Linked DNA regions of Homo sapiens: region 1 is linked to region 2. A link is an interaction called in ENCODE POLR2A ChIA-PET data of the cell type or tissue named here. Cell type or tissue: OCI-LY7. All regions are shown on one strand.

Region 1 (2,500 bases), 180 kb after region 2:
GGTGAAACCCCGTCTCTACTAAAAATACAAAAAAATTAGCCCGGTGTGGTGGTGGGCGCCTGTAGTCCCAGCTACTTGGGAGGCTGAGGCAGGAGAATGGTGTGAACCTGGGAGGTGGAGCTTGCAGTGAGCCGAGATCGCGCTGTTGCACTCCAGCCTGGGTGACAGAGTGAGACTCCGTCTCAAAAAAAAAAAAAAAAAAAAAAAAAAAAGAACCTCTTTATACTGCTTGTTATTCCCTTAGTATTCTGTTTTAAGGAATCATGGGTTGACAGTTAGTGATGCGTGCACCACTGGGTCTGGAGGGCAGGGGTGAGAATTCCTGCCAGCAGGTACTTCCTGCTTTTTTCTGTTTCCTTCCTGTCATTGTGTTGAGTGTGGAATAAGTGTGTTATTGTCACTGTATTTGAGATTTTGCTTGAGTATCTTGTGCCTCTCATATATATGTGTGTGTGTGTGCATATATATATTTAAATTTATTTATTTATTTATTGGAGATGATGTTTCGCTCTTGTATTTATTTATTTATTTATTTATTTATTTATGTATTTATTTATTGGAGATGATGTTTCGTTCTTGTCCCCCAGGCTGGAGTGCAATGGCACAATCTCGGCTCACTGCAATCTCTGCCTCTCGGGTTCAAGTAGTTCTCCTGCCTCAGCCTCCTGAGTAGCTGGGATTACAGGCACGTGCCACCATGCCCGGCTAATTTTTGTATTTTTAGTAGAGACAGGGTTTCACCATGTTGGCCAGGCTGGTCTTGAACTCCTGACCTCAAGTGATCTGCCCGCCTCAGCCTCCCAAAGTGCTAGGATTACAGGCGTGAGCCGCCACATCCAGCCCATGCCTCTCATATCTAATTATGACTTATAAAGCTATTATGCCAGGTGATAAAGTTTGTGGTTTCAAAACTTCTTGCAAATCCTTGAGAGCTCCTGGGGTTTTACTTGGGAGGATATTTTTGACAAATTATATGATAAATTGAACTGTTACATTTTTGCTACCATTTCTGGCATTTCTTCCTACCACATTTTATTGTTCCTGGTCATATTATTATTTGACTCATTGGTAGTTGGCTTTTTTTCTAGGTAAATTTCTCACAGTTTGGGTTATTGGTGCCAGTCACCTTGCTTCATTTATTTTGACTGTCACTAAAAAATAATTGACAATTTATTCACTAAAACCTATTGAACAATAGAGGCTACAGGTAATAAAAAGCAGTTGAAGGGTTTCCAGGTTGTGAGCTTGTTTCTGGCCAAGCTAGTCTGCCTTCCTTCTTTAGCAGTACGGGGGTAAACTTTGAATCAGGTTACACAATTTAGAACAGTACTTCATCTGTTTGCCTTTGCATTTGACTGAGATTTCCAGAGTATGTGACCGGAAGAAAAACTAGGGCTTTTAACTCTGTTTTAATGCCCGTTCTGTTGCTTGGTAGCCAGAAACCCATGTTGGCTGTGACCAGACGCGGCAGGGGGATTCTGATAAGCCACACAGTTGAGGCGCCACGCCAAGTTTAACAGAAAGGTTAAGGCTGCTTTTGGTTCCTTTGATCTACACGCTGTCGGCCTGCTTCACAGCTTGCTTTGGGAAAACAAGAACTTTGGGTTCCCTTTTATTTTTGTTCTTTTTAACTAAGGTAGACAACCTTCTGGGAAAATAGATCCTGACTCTTGCTGTCTTGTTCCTAGAGACTCATGATGGTTTTTCATTTTAAGTAACCTTTGAAAAAACCTCTTAAATATGTCTTACTTAAATCTGGGAAAAAATTGTTTGTGCTAGAAGCACATTCAAATTTTTTATTTGGTAAGAAAATGAGATATAGTTCACAAACCATACAATTCACCCATTTAAATTGTACAGTCCAGTGGCTTTTAGTGTAATCACAGATACTTGCAGCTGTTACCACAGTCAGTTTTAGAACATTTTCATCTTTCAAAAAGAAACTTTTAGCTATCATCCCCTACCCCTAAGTACCCCTTCCCACCCCAGCTCCTGGCAACCACTAATGGACTTTATAGATTTCCTTGTTCTGGACAGTTCATATGAATGGAATCATATAACATGTGGTCTTTTGTGACTGTCTTCTTTCACTTAGCATAATGTTTTTAAGTTTCATGTTGTAGTATATATCAGTACTTCATACTTTTTTATTAAAACTGTGGTAAAATAAGGTCAGGCATGGTGTGCCTGTAATTCTAGCACTTTGGGAGGCCGAGATGGGTGGATCACCTGAGGTCAGGAGTTCCAGAGCAGCCTGGCAAAACTCCGTTTCTACCAAAAATACAAAAATTAGCTAAGCATGCTGGCATACACCTGTAATCCCAGCTACTTGGGGGGCTGAGGCAGGAGAATCGCTTGAACCTGGGTGGTGGAGGTTGCAGTGAGCCGAGATTGTGCCACTGTACTCTAGCCTGGATGACAGAGCAAAACCCTCTCTGAAAAAAATAAATAAATAAATAAAATCAAGTAAAATTGTGGTAAAATAAGCAGCATTAAAAAT
Region 2 (2,500 bases):
AGAACACCTCTTCCAATGCTACTGGAAGGGAGGAGAAAAGGATGGACGTGTGTTTCTTCAGGCCTCGTGCAGGCAGGGAGGAAGGGAGTTAAGGGAGTTCCCATGACAGGGCTGCTATTTTCTCGTTGAAGAAAGAGGCAAGACCTGCTGAAAGAGAATGAGGTGGGTTCGAAAATGGTGGAGGGGGCTGGGTGCGAGCGCCATGCCAGGTGAGCATGGGGTTTCTGGCAGCGCAGAAGGCCTGGTTGCGGGAAAAAGCCACGGGTCTCCCTCAGCACCCACCCAGGGGCAGGCATGAAGGTGGGCATCTGGATTCATCCGGCGGGGTGGGGTTGCCAAGGGGAGTGTGGGAAGGACAAGGACGTGGAAGACACTCTATTGGCAAGAGAATGACTTACTTGTTGGGTGCAGCTGCAGCCCAGGAGCAGGTGCGGTGGGAGTCTCGAGGCGGGATAGCTGGAAGATGGCTCAGGAGCGGGGAGCTGGGTGGATCCTCTCTAAGATGGGGCCTGTCCCCGGGGATGATGACAGGGTCCCGAGCTTGGCCTTGGAGCAGGAGAAGCCACGAGGGTCAGAAGGACTAGGATGAAAGAAGTCACAGGGTGCACATGGAGGCTGGAGCACCCCGTTGACAACCTCAGGGCTGGAGGCATGGAGGGAAGACAGTGGTCCGATGCAATCAGAGCTGGATGGGGAAGTTGGTAGAAGGCAGTGCCCGGGAGTGGTCTTTTGAATGCAGAGTCTCCTTGAAGCTCAGGAAGAGAAATACTTGTGTGTATTTTTCAAGGCATGAAAAGGCTTTCCCTAGCACTTCACACAGGCTGCCGTCCTGGAAACACTGGGTGGAAATTCAACACCAGCTCTTGGGAAAGTCAGACATCTCCAAAACATACGTGACCCACGGAAGACAAAATTGTGAAAGAGATGGGGGGTGGGGAGGGGTGATCAATGACACCATAAGTGCTACCGGGAAACTGAAGTGAAATCAGAAATCTAAAGGGGAGGCACATTTCCCACTGGGGTCCTGGTTAGGATTCATTGTGACTCACCTCGTGACGGGTTACACTTGGGTGCTGGAGTAACGTTTAGCGTTTAGAATTGGTCAAATGTGCCTGGGCATGCCGGAACACAGATGACAAGATAGGGTTTGTGGTTGCTGTGAAGATCTCAAAGGACAGGAAGCAGCCCTTTCTCTATTTCCCAAATACACTATTGTTCAAATCGGTGACACTTGTTATTTGCTACTCTACACAGAAAGTTGATCAACATAATTCTTGAAAAACCATTCAGGTTCTGCAACACTCTAATGGGTTTGTTTCTTTTTCTTCTCTAGGCAAAACAATATCAAATCATATACCTTCTTCTCAAAGAACGATTTTCCCACTTATGTGAAGTCCTTTTGAGTGGAGTGACTTGAACTTCCGGCAATAATTTAATAAGGAATGGATAGGAAGGTTTATACCTCAGCTATTGCATGCTATATACTACTTTAAAATGTGTATTGGGATTAAGTTGGGTTTTTTTTTTGTTGTTGTTGTTGCTAAAGAGCATTTCTCCTAAAAAACAGTTTTCTATTTTAAAACACTCTTTTTCAGCAGGGCGCGGGGGCTCACGCCTGTAATCCTAGCACTTTGGGAGGCCAAGGCGGGCAGATCATGAGGTCAGGAGTTCGAGACCAGCCTGGCTAACATGATGAAACCCTGTCTCTACTAAAATTGCAAAAAATTAGCCAGGCATGGTGGCACACGCCTGTAGTCCCAGCTACTCGGGAGGCTGAGGCAGGAGAATTGCTTCAATCAGGGAGGTGGAGGTTGTGGTGAGCCGAGATTGTGCCACTGGACTCCAGCCTGGGCAACAGAGCAAGACTCTGTCTTAAAAAACAAAAAACAAAACAAAAACACTCTTTTTCTATTATAAAAGTAATAAATATTTTGTAGCCATTTTGAGAAATAAAGGCATGCTAACTTCTTTGCTATTTTTGACCATTTAGTGTTACAGATGAATGCTAGAATTATTTTCTCAAGTTCCAAAAGAATACAAAACGAGTTTTGAGGTCTTGTTATCGGTACATTCTGATTTAGAATATTTAGAATTGTTACGTCTTCCTGGTGAGTTGAATTTTTTATCATTTATCATAAAGTGACCCTCTTTATTTCTTTTCTTTTCTTTCTTTTTTGAGACAGAGTCTCGCTCTGTCACCAGGATGGAATGCAGTGGCGCGATCTTGGCTCACTGCAACCTCTGCCTCCTGGGTTCAAGCGATTCTCCCACCTCAGCCTCTGAAGTAGCAGGGACTACAGGTGCATGCCACCAGGCCCAGCTAATTTTTGTATTTTTAGTAGAGATGGGGTCTCACCATGTTGGCCAGGATGGTCTCGATCGCCTGACCTCGTGATGCCCCCACCTTGACCTCCCAAAGTGCTGGGATTACAGGTGTGAGCCACCGCGCCTGGCCAACCTTCTTTATTTTTAATATTGCTTTCTAAAGAATGAACTTTGG

Evidence for each region. ChIA-PET counts read pairs that join two places held together with the same protein. Peaks named below come from ENCODE experiments on the same cell type or tissue, not always from the same donor. Only the 100,000 strongest peaks of a DNase experiment are listed, where the experiment ranks them.
Region 1: POLR2A ChIA-PET joins it to region 2 with 5 read pairs; 3 of 35 experiments call an interaction of 5 or more read pairs at or near these places.

The regions. Positions count from the first base shown.
Region 1 is chr11:68,098,650-68,101,149 of GRCh38, reverse strand. The region is part of intron 1 of CHKA (choline kinase alpha); the gene reads left to right. Among named protein-coding and RNA genes, the nearest start is that of CHKA, 21 kb to the left of the region's middle. In OCI-LY7, no CTCF peak of the experiment used is centred here; DNase peaks (open chromatin) are centred at 1,509 and 1,869; H3K4me3 peaks cover 1,420 bases; H3K27ac peaks cover 1,790 bases.
Region 2 is chr11:68,280,894-68,283,393 of GRCh38, reverse strand. LOC105369363 (a long non-coding RNA gene) reads right to left here. Exons shown (of 3, transcript XR_950248.3): 2 at 399-580. Among named protein-coding and RNA genes, the nearest start is that of C11orf24, 10 kb to the right of the region's middle. RefSeq lists enhancers at 754-853, 1,064-1,223. In OCI-LY7, no CTCF peak of the experiment used is centred here; a DNase peak (open chromatin) is centred at 1,152; H3K27ac peaks cover 605 bases.